Linked DNA regions of Homo sapiens: region 1 is linked to region 2. Evidence: chromatin loops called from intact Hi-C (ENCODE). Cell type or tissue: OCI-LY7. All regions are shown on one strand. Links, peaks and the distances in the headings refer to the core of each region. The heading gives the core; the rest is flanking DNA.

Region 1 (8,345 bases), core at 255-8,254, 340 kb before region 2:
ATGTGCAAAAAAAGTCAGAAAATCCAAAATTATGGTTCCCTCAGCAACTATAACTGTGTCCTCATGCATATAGAGGTATTGTGCATTACTGTAATGATGATACATTTCAGCCTTAATATCAGTTTATGCAATGTGACTGAATTAGGATTCTTCTGGGAACTATAACTTTGAATTTCTGGACTTTTTTGAATGTAAAATCTTAACCATAAAATTACATTAATATAGGGTGGGGTTTTTGCATTTTACTTTCTGGCATTTAAAATAACAATAAAGAGTGAATGGCTGACAACATTAAAGTAGCAAAAGATTGGTTGATTTGCAATAATACAAAAAGGATTTGATACAGAGCTTAATGCCTTAAAATAGGGATGCACAAACTGCAGATCATAAAAAATAATCCCTTTGAAGATTAATCAAGACAAGAACAGGTGAGACATCTTTCTAGGAGTAAGTAAATTTACTTGTTCTATAAAATTTTAGTTTCTGATTGGAAGATACTTTCATTTAACTATATTTTAACATGGATATAAATAAAAATGCCTGAAATAATTCTTTCAACACATATTCCTGCATGTTATCAAGAAAAAAAATAGTGTTAAAACGGTCCCCCATATTTTCAATAGTGTAAAGCTGGTTGGGAGCCACTTTTCCTTCTTGTACTTGCAACATGGTAGGACATAAACTGTAAGATGAAACTGCATTACCGTCACCAACCACTTTCTCATCATGGGGCCGAGGCTGATTCAAATATGGTTCACAAATGGAAAGAAACAGATACACAGTGATCAAGTTCAACTAAAGAAATAGTTAAGTGTATTTTATGCCGTTACTTAGGTATTATACAAGCATGGAATAGCTGAGATGAAGTAAAGAACAGTGAGATAGTGAGTTCAGAAGAGAAGAGCCATAATCACATGTGTTTGAGGAATATTACAAATACTTTCATGGAGGTGGCATTTTCAATAGGCCAGACTGGATCTGTAGTTTTTCAACAAAGAGAAGACATTCCAGACAGAGAGCTTACAGAAATAAAAGTGGTCAATACTCAATTTGAAAACAAAAAGGTTGGCTGAAGGGGTTGGCTCATGAAAAAGTTGTAATAAGAAAAGCTGCAAATGCAGATTAAGTATATATTGTAGAGGACCTTGAATGCAAGGCTTACAAGTGAGCCAATGTGTACACAGTGCGGGGATGCTGAAGTTTCAGGCTATATTTTTTTAGGAGTAGAGAAACAAAAGGCAAAAATAACAAAACAAAAACAAAAAAATAAAAATTCCATAACAGTACACGTAAAGACTAAAGAAAAAGGGACCAGTTATGAGATGATTAGAGCAATACAGACAAGTTGCAAAGAAAGTCTGAAGAAATGTAGTAACATTTCTCCTCTAAAGGAGGAGAAGGCACTAAAAATGTACCTTCAAGATTTTGAAATGTAATGACTATCGGAAAGATCATGCCATCATAAAAATATAAAATCAAGGACAGTGTCTCATGCAAGAAAAAAGAGTGACTGAACACTATTTAGTAAATCTTAAGTTTAAGGTGTCAGGGTCTGTACAAACAAGCATTTCCTACAAAAATGTTGAGATATGGTCCTAAAGTTACTGATTACAGCAATAAAAATAATATTATCCTTTATACTTATATAAGCTTGTACCTTTCACTGTCTTTTTATCCTTCTAGTGTTGGTAATTACATCAGTTGTACAAATAAGAAAACTGAGGCTCAGAAAGGATGACTTATCAAATCTCACATGAGTATTACATGGCAAAGTGAGACTGGAGACAGATTTTGGAACTTTTGGTATAGAAGTCACTTTGAAGTTGTAAGATTATCAAGAAAATGTGGAAAGAAAACATGGTAACTTATGCGCAGAACCAGAGGGAAAACTTAAGACTGTAACGCAGTGATCATTCAATACCTCAGTAGATGATCAAGATGCCTAACAAAGCATTACAGGGCCTGGCAGTCAACAGGTATTCAATGAATAGCTGTCACATCAACGGTTAGAGGGGAGACAGCACCAAATCGTGTCTTTCTATCTGTGATGGACAGAGGAAATAGCTCTCAGACTAATTTAAGGCAGCCACTTTCTCAAATGAATTCTTACACACAACTGGTACGTAAAATACACAAAAACACCTTTGAGTAAAGCAGGAATAGATGGTCTGGAAATTCACCTAACTCAACCTTTTTTCACTTCCTTTGACAACATGTCCTTTGTATATATTAATATATAGAAATCTCTGAGACAACTCCACGCAACCCAAGAAAATGCTGGAAATCCTCTATGTTAGTCAGTCATAAGAGTGATAATAATTTGGGACATCTGAGTATGGCACGAAAGAAAAGGTAACATGTGGTCTGAAGAGATCATACTGAAATCGAGTACCAGCCTGTCTACACTTGATGGTTAAACAGACACTCCATTGTCATGTTCTACTAGCTGGGATCCTTCATTACTTCTTTCTTGTATTTATTTATGACCAAAAGCTTCCTATGATTATGACTCATATCATCAGATCACTTGGACATCACAACTGTATACAATGGAAATGATATATTTAATCGAGTCAATTCCCTGTGGCTGTCTTGTTCCAGTACCCTGTTGCAGAACCTCCCCACCCACTTACATCTTGTAAGAAACTGGCCATGCCACATTATTCCACATAGAAGCCAGAGAGGAAAAGAACAGCATAATGTCAGAAGGTTAAAATTAAATGTGAATGCCCAAATTTCATATCTTACCAGAAAGAAGTTTTGTGATCTAATCATGTTACTGATAGGACCAGTTACATGTATGACTAGGGAGGAAAGGATATGAATGTCCCTACAGTTGAAAAAAACGAAAGAATGATTGAGTCCTTTCTAACAGTAGACTTGACAATGTTGTTCCATTTTAATATAAATTGTAAATGAAAAATCCAGTCCAAATGGAGAGTAAAAACAGTAATCATTATTTTAAAATCCAGCCCAAGTAAGTAGTAAAAAACAGTAATCACTATAAGATTTTATTATGGCAATACCTGTGTACAAATATGAAGAAATATGTAAAGAAAATCACAGGCTAATTCTTGGATAATTTATTCAAGGAGTAAGTTATGAAAATTCATCAATAAGTAGAATAAATGGGGTAAGGCAAAGAGAGCTTACCATAGATTCTATTTATGCAACTACAGTTTTAATTTAGTTTGCATTGATGGACTCTTATTTCATGTGTTACAGTGATGTTAAACCTAGACACAACATGCCTTGCATCTCAAGTTTTCATAGTACAAAGACATTTGGACGTGGCATAGACAGTTGCTCCTTTTGCTTCAAGTGATAAATGGTTCAGCTGTAAAAAGGATCTGAATAGACCTAACAAAAATCAGTGAGTGAATTTAGAAGAGTAACTACATGCATTAAAATTTTTATTTTGCTCTCCTGATTTTTACACGGTAATTTGCCTTCAGGAGAAACCATGCTGACACTGTCCTGGGTGTTTTCAGGCCTTTGCAAATGAGGCTGAGACCTGGTTCCAGGAACGAATATACTTCAAAGGAAACAGTACCACCTACAACACCTGTCATCAAAAAAGACAGTGGGCCAATCAAAAAACCTAGGTCAAAAGAGCATAACTTGGGCAAGATGCTGGTTAAATTCAATGAATAAAGCAGAAGAGTAAAGATTTCAAGGAGAAGTCTTGCTCAGAATTTAGGAAGTGACTCTGGAAAATCTTGTACAGATGTCAAGCTTGACTGGGATTATGCAGCGGACAGAACTGGCAGGAACTAAGGAAGAAGTATCAAAGCCCCAGAAGGTGCCTATAGAATAAAGCAGAATATATCAGGGGAAAAAAACAAAGAGAGAAAAATCTGGCCAAGTTAGCTAAAGGTGGCAGTTGAAAGGTGAGGAGAGATAAGGGAAAGAGCAGCAAAGTAAAGGCCTAGGGCTGATCTCATGGCAACTGGCAACAAGAGAGACCTAGGGGTGAATGTCAGCTGGAAGAACGTAGGAGCCCAAACAGCTGTGCGGACGAATTCCAGGTCTTGGATGGATAAAACTATAAGTCACATCAACGAGCAGGTGTGCATCTGAAGCTAAGGATGTGTCTATCAGCTGACTCAGGTAAGAATGGCTCAGGTACTGTGCAAGACTGAGTTTGCAGATAGGGGGCATCAGTGGACCTGACTGTGCCCAGCTAGGGAAAGCCAAAGGCACAGAAACAAAAAGAGGGTGAAGAGACAGCAGTAAATAGAATAACACAAAACTGTTTCTGAATTATAATATGTGTACTTGGTAGAGACTACAAAACAAACCCGGAATATGAAAATGTGGATTTATCCAAAAGACAAAATTTTATTGTATTTTTACCCAAAAAAGATCCCTAATAATATTAACAATAAATTTAAAACTTCCTAAAGTACAAAATTATAAATATACTATTATTAAAGCAATGTAAGACTAGATACATAGGAAAAGACCATAAGGAAGTAAAACAGGTTATTACAGATTCTGGGTTTATGAATTTTCATATTTTATCTCCAAAGTTCTATTATACAATTATATATTACTTTTAAAATTTAAAAAATAAAAAATATTAACAATAAAACTTGTAATAGTAAGCATGCCTATTACCTTTTGAATTATTTGATTTAAAGTAATTTCTACTTATAAAATATTCTTAGGTAAAGAGCAAGGTATGTACATAGGCTTTTACCTATTGAAGTCCTTATAAAATCTCCTAAAGTTAGTAATCCCTACATCTAATTTATCCATAACTATAAGGTACAGTTTAAACTAAGGAGATCATCTCAAGTTTTCTTTTTATAAAAATCCCTTTATTTGTAAATACATAAGGAATATATGCTAACATTGCCTTTTCACAGTAGTAGGAAAAGGTTAAATCAAAGGAATCATTGTGGTGTGCGTGCAATGCAAATTATATGGCAAACAGTGCCAGAGACTGGTTTTAAAGGGCAAAAAATCATGTCATCTCCATATTTGTTTAAAACCCCACAATGCATAGATACACTATTTAACAACTGCATTCATTAATGTTTAAACTAGAACTGTGGTTAAGGTCATGTACTCCAAAGGTGGGCCACCTGGGTGTACCATGGACTATGAAGGCAGACTACCCAGGTCTACCATGGATTCTAAGGGAAGACTGCCTGCTTTGCTAACTACTAGCTATGCGATTTAGGGAAAGTTTGTTTGTTTGTTTGTTTGTTTGAGACAGAGTATTGCTCTGTCACCAGGCTGGAGTGCAGTGACACAATCTGGGCTCACTGCACCTCCGCCTCCTGAGTTCAAGCGATTCTCCTGCCTCAGCCACCCAAGTAGCTGGGACCACAGGTGTGCGCCACTATGCCTGGCTAATTTTTGTATTTTTATTAGAGATGGGGGTTTCACCATATTGGCCAGGCTGGTCTCGAACTCATGACCTCAGGTGATCCAACCACCTCTGCCTCCCAAAGTGCTGGGATTACAGCTGTGAGCCACTGCACCTGGCCAAGTTTTGTTTTTTGCATTTTTTGTTTTTGGTCTTCTGTTTGTTTCTATTTCCTCATGTGATAAATGGGCCTATGAGAGTACTCCTCTTATAGGGTGGTGTGAGATGTGTAAGGTGCTTAGACCACTGCTTGGTACATTGTAGGCATGATGTAAGCATTTTGAGACTGTTTACCATTATTATTATTAAATTGTTTTGGCAATGAAATCCAAATTAAATGATGAATCAAATTTCAAAATGTTGCAATATCTGAGAATTGTTTTATTTGCCATTCTATAGTTTCTACTCTTACTATTCTTGTTTTCATCATACAAAATGTTACTTATCAAAATTATTAGAAAATTCTTCTACACATGAACAGTATGTGACTTAATTACTCCAGATCTTTACGCAATAACCATTTTCCAGAGCCACTGCACTTAAGTAATTCCTATACCTTAGAATCTACTGAAAGAACATTCTGTCAGTCTTTTTTCCAAACACAGTGCAGTGTGCAATGATCCAATTTGGTTAAATTTTGGGTTGTTGGCAATTGTAAGCTCATTTGGAAGTAATTTTTCTCCCTAGATCACTTGTGCTTGAGCTGAGAGAAGAAAAAATGAAATTATTATTATTGCCAAAATTATACAGACTGCCTTTGAAGTCCTGAACTGACTACAGTGTCCTGTATACACTAGTCACCCAATTCTAAGAATCCAAATAGATGATCTATCAATTCAGTGCAAATGATATTTTGATATGCTGCTTTGGTGCTACAATTAAATTTTTTGGAAAAACACATGATGTTTTAAAAAGACTTTGGTTGGGTTCATAGCTCACTTTGTTAAAGAAGGTTCCTGTTCAAAATTAAGCAAGTTAGGGAAGGCTGGCCAGGTGCGGTGGCTCACGACTGTAATCCCAGCACTTTGGTAGGCCGAGGCGGGTGGATCACGAGGTCAGGAGATTGAGACCATACTGGCCAACATGATGAAACACTATCTCTACTAAAAATACAAACATTAGCCAGGCATGGTAGCATATGCCTGTAGTCCCAGCTACTCAGGAGGCTGAGGCTGGAGAATCGCTTGAACCCAGGAGGCAGAGGTTGCACTGAACCAAGATCGCGCCACTGCACTCTCGCTCCGGGTGACAGAGTGAGACTCCGTCTCAAAAAAATAAATAAATAAATATAAATAAATAAATAAATAAATAGGCAAGGCTAAGCAGAGTTCATTTCAAATTTTGGTTCTTGGGTCAAGTTTTCTCAGTACATACTTGGCATATTCACTACCATTATGAACATAATTCTGACACTAAAGAGATGCTCACTCTTAGGCTTTCAGTATTATTTACATGCTCATGGCTCCTGTATCTGGATTTCAAACCTAGACTTCTCACCCAACCTTCAGACATTCCCTGTTGGAAACCTTCACTTGGATAGCCTACTGGCAGCTTAAATACAAAAGGCCTAAAACAGAATTCTTCATCTAATTCAATAAATATGCTCTTATGCTGAATTTATTGTTGTAGCTGCAGGCACAACCACTTACCAAACCAGAAACCTGAGAGTCATCTCCTTTGACTCACTCTCCCTGAATTTCCATTAAGAACCTATTAATGAATCCTGTGCACTTTACTTCCTAAATATTTCTCAAATATGTCCCTTCAACGTCATCCTTATTCATAAACTTTTACATAGTGAAGGCTGGACTGCTGCAAAAAACACCTAACTAATCTTATTTCAAAGTCTACCTTCCCAACAAGTTTATCCCACATCTAGCTACAGAATCATGCATCTAGAATGCAGATCTGGCCAGGTCACTCTCCTGCATAAAACCAAGTCCCTTAAGTATGTGAAATGTCAACCTGTGCTGGTCTCCACCCAGCTCTACAAGCTCATCTCCTGCCTCATCTATTTCACAATTGGAGCTTCAAGTATAATGAAATGACTATGACTATGATTCCAATATGGTATACACACCAGGTTGCCTTTTATCTCCATGCTACTGCTATCTAATTTGCATTGTATGCCACTATTCCATGCTCCCTTCCCTCAAATCAACCCAACCACAAACTTGTCTGCATCATTTAAGAATCGGTTGTCATTACCCCTGCAAGAAGGCTTTCCAGGTCCCTCCACTAACATCCAAGTTGGATTACATATTCTCTTGGGTGTCCCCATATCTTTGTACTTACCCTACTAGTATACATAAACACTTATTGTCCATTTTCAATTAATCGACAAAGGTATTGAAGGTAGAGCATTATCTTACTCACTCATCTTTGTAACCCCAATACCTGGCTCTTAACAATTAATATGTTGAGCAAATGAATGCATATACACACACATACACATATATATATGCAATCTTTGGCAACTTAACTTTGGTCACATTGTCATTTATCAAATCCCAAAATAAAAATGAATATAAATTCATACCAGTAAAATATACCCCACATTATTGTGATAGTATTTGCTTGACAGAATAGAAAACCTAAGAATTTTCCATTATTTCCTGTTCTATTTATTCATGTTAAAGTCAAACTGTTGATTTTGTCTTCTATTTCAATAATGACTCTAACATTCTTCAGACTCCACAAATGAGTTCCTAGTTCCCACATATCTGAACCAAATCCCCTGTTATTCTCTTCACTCTATAACCTATGCTTCAGCCACACCAGACTCTCACCAATGCCCCAAGCACATGTGACTGTGCCTCTTCCTCTGCATGAAATACCACTCCATCCTATTCTCTGGGGAAACTCATAGTACCAAAAAACTTCAGGCCTCCTGCCCTGGGTACCATGAGTCATTTTTTCAAGTTTCTACTTTCATGAATCTTTGTACATTATCTCTGCTTAGCATTCC
Region 2 (8,345 bases), core at 274-8,273:
TTGGATTGGTTAATAGTCATTCTGTTTGTACCACCTACACCATGGACAGATTTCCCCCCATGTCTCTATTTTATTGATGGGAGCATTTCACAGCCAACCAAATCTCCATTAGTCAGAAGTTCAGGTGTACAATTTTGACCCGTGTAACAATTTTAGGCTTGCAATTTGTGTTGTTATATTTCTTAATCTAGGTCTAAAATATGTGCAGCATTACTTTTAGAAAGTAAAAAACTGATGGATTGTGCCATCTATGGCAGCATTTGTTCAGCATTTGGTACAAATGGGAGAAAAAAGATACAGAATGCATGGATTGATTTTCAAATTACCTCAATATTTTGAAAACATTTTCACCTGCATGCTGAGAATGCTAAGAATGGCAAGGAAGGCAATTGTGCATTTGCACAGCCTCCACTGCATTCATTTATAAATTACCTCATCACTGACTGAAATTAACACTGATTCTTACAGGCAATTTCTCAATTTCCAATGCTAATTACATTTTTTTTACTTTTAAATTCTGTACCACCTGTTTTGGGCAAGACATCTTAGGCAGCGCGACCGCATTTAATCACAATTTTAATTAACCGCCCTGTAGATGTGAAAAAGAAGCAATTATAATGTAGATGAATGATGATTTTTCTGCATTAAATTGTTTTGTTTCCCTGGTATGTTGATTGTAACACAGCACACAAATACAGTAACTGTACAATTTTTTTCTATTGTAATTTAGTAATTGTTTTTGGAAAACCAGTTTGGGAATGAGTGACTTCATCTGTTTACAAATTGATTGATACTGTTCACTCACTGATTGCTGCGGCGTATATTTTGGTATTGCACAGCCTAGCATAAAATATAATTAGAGATGCACAGGCTTTGCAGCACCATTTTGGAATCTGAAAATCAACTGTAACTGAAGTATGTTTTCCTTGAGCATACTAGTATCAGTTGGGGCTGATGAAATGATAATCAAAACAATGGGCTTTCCAATTCCACCACAGTAGAAACCCTTGGTTTCAATCTGATAGTCTAATATGGTAAGTTTATGAATTACTCTGTACTAGGCCTGGGAGCTGGGGGCTGGCAAGTCTGAAGCTTGCACAACTCACTCAGATCTGTATCACAAGGAGCATACAAGTGAGGTAAAGAAACAATGATGAAAAATAAAGAGTTGCTGCTTTGGAAATGGAAGGATTGCTCCCGACACCCAGGCACAATGCACTGGTGTGCTGTAGCGCTAGCCTATCTCATCTCTACACTATGATACAATAAGATCACATTCATGCTCCTGGCTTGCAGATACAGATCATTAAAGCTGTACCTCATTGCAGATAAATTCAAAGATCGTATTTATATGAAGCAGAGCCTGTTCCTCACTCAGCTAGAAATTGGATGGGGGGGTAGCGGGGGGAAAGAGCCATCATTACCTGTTTATGAAACCTTACGCTAACTGATAGCTAGAAGATCTACACTTAATATTCTCACATGAATTAGAGCCCTTCAGGAATACCCTAGCCTAATGTCACACCCACTCCCAATCTCAGGAACTTTCTCCATTAATACACTGCATTGGTATCGTAGGGCTTGTGTCTCCCTCCAATCATCCAATGAGTCATTCTGAAATGTGCTCACTTGAATGAGTCCTGGGCTAGGCCATTTCTGCCAGCCTGGAAAAAAGGGGAAAAGGCCATGTAAGCAATTGTGGATGTTCAAAGGAAACTATTTACGAGACCTCTTCATCTCCTGCTTTGCTTCTTTTTACACTCTATTCCTTAGAAGATCCTAAAGTAGAACAGTTCATTAAAAGGTGAGAAGTCATGTTGGTCCTAGCCATGGACTTGTTACAAAACATAACTAGAATTATGACTTCATTTAGAGTAATTTAAAGATAGAATGTTATAAGCTGACAGGACAAAGCAGTTAATACCAAGATAGGGGTTGGGGGTTGGGGAAGGAGGACTATTTGGATGAACTGCTGTTTGTCTCTTCCATAAACAGTTGCTAACAAAGTATTAATAGGAAACCCCAAACTGATGCCAAAATTCACTTTATATATTAAGTAAGAATCTGCCCTATTAATATATTAAAAGCTCTCTTCTTTTCCAGGTTGGAGATTACATGTCTAAATCTTGTTCACACCTATGGGATTGGACAAAATTTTCTCATGAAACTAAGAGAACAGGCCACAGAGTGTCTTGCAATCTATGCTGTTAGCAAGTGTCTTTCTCATGCCTGATGTTATACAAAAACTAGCAATAAAGGCTTATTCTTTCCTAGCCACCCCGACCTGTATCACTCTTTCTGGCTGTGGGAATTATTTGGCATAAGTGAACATGGAGAAAAACTACCACTGAAAAGAAATGGACAATTCATCTCAGTCACTGCTAAGAAAGCACGCTTAGGGCAGGTAGAAATGTGGATGTGTTTTACCCCGGAGATTCCATTTCAGATTCTTAGTGCAGTCTCACCGGTTATTAGCAGCAGCAATACTTTTAGGCTGCTGAGTATTTTTCTCTCCTTTGCCACCTTCCTCACCTAACTCGTAACAGCTCTCAAGAAAGATGCTGTTTTATGAATGGAGGTAAAAATAACCTTGAATATCTCAAATTATAGCCTCTTTACATAATGAAAAAGGAGTATTCTGGCAGCAGATTTTTTTTTTCATAAAGTTATTCCAGCAATAATGCTTGTTTGGAAGTTTCTAAAAGTGGTAACATCTGTGCTCCTGCTGGCAGATGCCATCCCACCAACCTTTCTATGGGCGGTTTGTCTTTGAGAGAAAATAAAGTACCTGATCCCAGGCCTTAGTCAGTCTTAGCTCCCTGTATCTTCTCACTCTGACCCACTGCGCGTTCCTTCAAGCAGAGAGCTGCCTCCCATGGCTACCTCCTCAATATAAACTTGCTAACTAATCTCTTAGCAAACACTTGAAGAAAACCTGAAGAGTGGAAAGAGAGGCAGAGGGGGAACAAAAACCCAGCGTAGATAAAGCTCAAGACACATTCAACGGGACGCTGGAATCTAAATTTAGTACCAAACTTAAGATTTCTTTAGATAGGCGAGCTGTTGCCTCTGGAACAGGGATTTTCATAACAATTATTTTGTTTTTAAGTCTCAATCTTAATTCTTCTGCTATCTCTTAAATAGGGCTCACTTTAACATAAACTCCCTTGATTTTTTTTTTTCTCTCAGTGGTGATGTGCCTACCCTTATAGGTATTCTTATAGGCTTTCTTTTATTACTGAATATCTCTTTAATAATTTGTCATTTTAAAAAGTCTACTCTGACTGCACTGAGTACACACAAGGTAACTCTTCCTTAGGAATTTATGTGACAATCCAGTGTTGGAAATAAATAATGACTTTCAACCAATGATCAAAGAAAAATAAATCTTTTATCCTAATAAGACTTTTAAAGACTGGAATCCCATTTTTAAATGGATAACAGCTAAGAGGCTACTGGCAATCTATTTATTTCCAAAGCTGTGTTTTAATGTTGGCTACACAGAAACTGGATGAGCAAATGGACCCTAGGGTCCTCAAAGTTAAAGCTTTTAAAATAAAGTTGGTATGTAGTATTTGAAAACATATTGTTCAGAATTTAAGTTTTAATATCTAGGAATAAACAGAGCATTAAATCAAGCAAAACTGTGACAAGGCCAATATGCACATGGATGATGCCAGCAAGGCATCTTCAGCCCTTTGTTCACAGCTTAACAAAACTGTGCCGTCACACCACTTTAGTTCAACAGTGCCTGTCGAATGGGCATCAGCAGATCAGCCAATGCCTGTCATACACAGAGCTAGAAAACGGTTTGAAAGCAAGGGCTTATTCGACCCCCAAGTCTAGTTGGAAAGTAAGGAGGATTTTAAATCATCTAGTAAAAACACCAGCCCCCTCCCACTCCAAAGTTAGAAGAGACGGGGAAGGATGACAATTTTTTTTTTTAAGACATCAAGGAGAAAAAATGTTCTCAGGCAAAGGAAACACTTTTCATATTTGTTTTCTTTGTAAAAGCAATTATACAAGTTTTGCAATCATAGAATTTTTCTTAAAGTGACCTTGTTGAGAGTAAAAGTTGAGTATCTTAGACATCTTAAGGTTTTGCCATGTTTTTTGACCTTTTAAACAACTTAATACGTGTTCTCATATTACCAGGATAGTAGGGCATTATTTGACAGAGAACTTGCAAACCCATGTCATTCAAAGGAGTATCTCTTCAAATATAATTTTTGCTACTTGTACTGGCTTTTTGTTAGCCAAAATGCATTAGCTTTTGAATGGACAGTCCCCTGAGCTCTAGTCTCTGTGAACATTTAATCTACTCAGAAGAGAACCCCCAAGAAAACAAACCTGGTAAAGAGAGGGATTGTTCACTTTCCTACAAGTTAACAATTAGAAAAAAAAAAAAAAACAACAAAAAAAACAAACCACCTTAATTTCCTCCTATAACACTGATCATGAGATTTGGCTTTCAAGCTTTAATAAGTGCTGGGGAGGTGCCTCAGAACTTTCCTTCCGTTTAATTAAGTGTGCCCACTCCTCTTTAGGCATCCAATCAGATTAAGTGAGAGCAAACCCCCGGAGCAAGGCTGGTGAGCCCTAGTGGTAAGAATTAGCTGAAGGTGTTCTGAATCTCAACCTTTCAAGCTCCTTCAGGATATGGTGCTGCTGAGATCAGTACAGGAGGAGCTGAGATTTCCCGCACACTAAAGTTGAAAAGCTCTCGCTCTCAACCTCCCCCCACCCCTCTGTCTTTCACTCTGCTGCTGTCAGTTTGCTGCCTGTACTTTGGCTGTCTCTTTTCCAGTCTCTACCCTGTGAGTTTCTGGCCTGCCAATTTCAACTTGAAGCTTGACTGGGCTGATTTGATGCAAATACCTCCAGGGAAAACCCTGAAACTGATGAACAGTTATGTCAAGTCGATTTTGCACCATCGGGAAAAGGTAACCTCTGCGAGAAAAAAAACAACAAGGTTAAAGAGACAAGGGCTTTTCACGTGTAATACCTCTGCTGCACATCTCGTTCACTGTTTACCATCCCTCAGAAATTGTAACTGTCAGAATTAGTCCTAATTGCAGATGCGAAAGCTGCCATTATAATAAAAACAGAGGCAGTGCAGGCATTAAATGTAGCAGCCTAATTTGTGAGACTACAGAAAAGGTAGAGTAAATGAATATTTCATTACTTTAATTACCAGGGACTACTCTTTTCTTGCTGTCTTATGATAAGTGTTGCTGTAACTAGCAACAGCAAACATCCACTAAAACATAAAGTGCAATAATCGTCCTGCTGTCAGGATCACCACTTTAAAATACGAGCAGGGAAAAAATATAATGGTTTATCTATTTCTTAGAGATTGCAGAAGTAGAAGATGGAAATTCATTTAATGTCAGGGGGAAAAAACGCACACACAAAGGCACCAGTAAACAGGTTTTAGTCAGAGAATAATGGCTCCAAGAGAGAGAAGAAAAAAAAAAAAAGACCAGTTGACTATACATTTGAAATGTTAGCCCTAAAAGAATGCTAGAAAGTGAAAAGTAAGAGGTAATAGTGTTTGGATTTTTTAAGGCAAAATTTTGTCTGTGTTGCACAATGTAATAGCTTGAACATTAGAAAATAAAAAGCGACTGGGGGAAAGACAAGGAAAGCAAGTGGTTTTCAAGTGATTAAGCAAAGGTGGAAAAAGTTCAAGTTGGCAAAAGTTTAGAAGCTCAGTCCAGTTCCATTTAAAAAGACTAGATAAAGCCTGCCAGAAAAAGGACTTTGCCTGCAGTTTCAGAGTACTGATTCATAAGATTTGGGGAGTATCAACAATTACTCACCACTGACACCTTAAAAAATCCTGGGCACCTCTATATAAATGTCAATTTCAGGTAAAGGGGCAAAGTGGAGTGGGAGGTGGCTGGATTGTAGGAGGTAGGAGGTGGGCTGGGAGTGGGGGGTGTGGTTGAGGAGGTTGCTGAGACTGGTTGAAGCCAGCCTGTCTCTGCATTTATCACTCTGTCCCAGAGGAGGTGTTTGTTCAACATAGCAGTTTGACAGCACAAAAACACTGTGGCCAGAAGCCCTATCAAAGAACCTACTGACACGTATCATTTGTGGTCTTGGTTTCACAGGGCAAGGCTACCTCACACTTATCTGCACAAGTATAAAACTCCACACATTTCTAAGTGTTCGGTATGGTTTTAAATCTCCCCCACCCTTTTTTATTCTGTATATTGTAAACACTAGTTTAAAATACCATCTTTATTCAGGACTCCAGAATGCTGTTTTAAAAACCATAATAATTTGCAATCAGTTTAGGATAATCTGTGTTAAGATTGGTAATACTGAAGGAAAATGGGAGAAAACAGTACAAAAGCAGAAAGCTAGTAATTTATCCTAAATAATACACTTAAAGCTTAGATTAATAGGTGTAAGTTTCGTAAGAATCATGTGGCATAGGGAACACATTTCCCCCCTACAATAAATCCTACTAAACAAGAATCTACATTAATTCTTCGCCTCTACTATTTTTGTTTAAGTGTATTTCATTCACAAGCTAGATGACTGTAGTGAAAGTTAAAGAGGAAAATTCTCAGAGTTTGGATCCTAGGGTGCATTTGTGTTTGTGTGCATGTGGGAATGTGTGCACATGGGCTGTATTTAGTTTTCAAATTCCCATCAGCAGAGCAAAGGTGATGGGAAATCTTTAGAGGACAACCATTTTGCTCAGAGATATTTCCCTCTTAATGGGTCTATTTATTATGAAAACACAGCTTACTGAGTTCCTTATATATAAACCTCACCTCTTAAAACTGAGAATTCTCATGATGTGAAACACTTCCATTGATGTGCATGGTGTCTAAAATAGAAACTTAGGTACTTCCAAGAATAGGCAATTGCAATTTCCTTGATTACAGTTACTTGGATATACAAGACAATAAATACTTTCTTAAACTAAGAAACATTGAAAGCAATATATTACATTTATAGATCACTTGGGCACTGAATTCCTTGAAATTTACTCATCCATTTGAGAGAAAGAAAAAAACCTCAGATTTTATATAGCACAATATTTTAATCTGTTCATCTATTACTGATTATTTCATATTTGGGAGGAGGGGGTGGCTATCATCTTGTCAGGAGTACCTTTCCTTGAGTTATTATAAAAAAATAAGAAACAGTATATAAAGAACAAAAATCACTATGTTGTCTATGGGCAACGTAACTATTAAAGAGAAATCCATTACAGTTTTTTTAATGTAGAATACATTTTAGGAAATCATTAATGACAGTTACCTATTCCCAGGAATGTGGTCATCTACCTCTCTCACCTGAGATTATTTTTAAATGTTCCCACCTTAGTTTATCCTGAAGATTTAAAAGTATACCTTCATATATTTGTGATATATAAAGGTGGCCAACTGACCAGTTCTGTGTTTACTGTTTGATTAAAAGAACATCTTCTTTTACACAGGATTTAAAATTTTAACTTCAAAAGATTCAACTGTAGAATTAGACCTCTTCTAGTTTATAGTAAAGTGTTGTGTGGGTTTAAGATGAAATCATACACAGCAAACAAGAAAAATTTACAACTTAAAAATGGATTAGATACAATAGAGTATGACATTTAATCCCACAGATTATAGGAAAAGTTATTTGGAGTCTTAATTTTATAGCAGCGTTAAAAAGAAAGAAAGAATGAAAGGTAACCTGAATATGCACACTAACAGCTCCGTATCGTCTTCTAGTTCTAACCACTACTTCAAATCTCAATCCCTGGACCCAGCTCAGTGATAGAACTAAATTTGTAAATAATCATGAATCATTATGATGATTACATTCCTCAATTGAAAAAATGAAAGCAAAGTACAATCAGACCCTTCTTGAAACGTTTGCTCCCCTTACACTCTTAATGTGTCTGTGCTGCCTGCTCTTCCAAAGTCTGGTTTTTAGAAACCCATATTAATTTCTAACCAAGGCTGCAGCAGCCACTGTAAACGTACATGGCTTTATCAGCTCTCATAGTTTCTTGGGTCACAAATGTACCATATCTGATGACACAGTGATCATCTTCCTTCTCCTTTCTCTTTTCAGATCCTCTAACTTTCCTGTCAGAAGCCTGAAAAAATATGCGCAGTTACTGTTGCTGAGGGGAGACAAAGTTTAACTTCTGGGTTGGCAATCGGAGAATAATTCATGAGCAGATTTCTAGCAAATGATATGATTTGCTAAATTTTGGTCTTTGATTTATATTTATGTACTCCTGCTACTGCTAAGGTTTTGCCAACCTCAATTAGATCATGAATGAGATCATTTTAATTCAGCCCCCAAACTGTGACCTGACCATGGTCTGAAAGTGT

Evidence for each region. A loop is a pair of places that touch in the nucleus more often than their neighbours do. Peaks named below come from ENCODE experiments on the same cell type or tissue, not always from the same donor. Only the 100,000 strongest peaks of a DNase experiment are listed, where the experiment ranks them.
Region 1: it touches region 2 in a loop (3-fold over the local background); 13 of 110 quality-filtered maps call a loop at or near these places.

Annotation. Positions count from the first base shown.
Region 1 is chr2:144,158,726-144,167,070 of GRCh38, forward strand. All of the region lies in intron 4 of QTMAN (queuosine-tRNA mannosyltransferase), which reads right to left. Among named protein-coding and RNA genes, the nearest start is that of QTMAN, 170 kb to the right of the region's middle. In OCI-LY7, for the core only: CTCF peaks have their summits at 4,157 and 4,363; a DNase peak (open chromatin) is centred at 4,166.
Region 2 is chr2:144,499,684-144,508,028 of GRCh38, forward strand. All of the region lies in intron 2 of ZEB2 (zinc finger E-box binding homeobox 2), which reads right to left. Among named protein-coding and RNA genes, the nearest start is that of ZEB2-AS1, 16 kb to the right of the region's middle. In OCI-LY7, for the core only: CTCF peaks have their summits at 4,588 and 4,800; no DNase peak of the experiment used is centred there.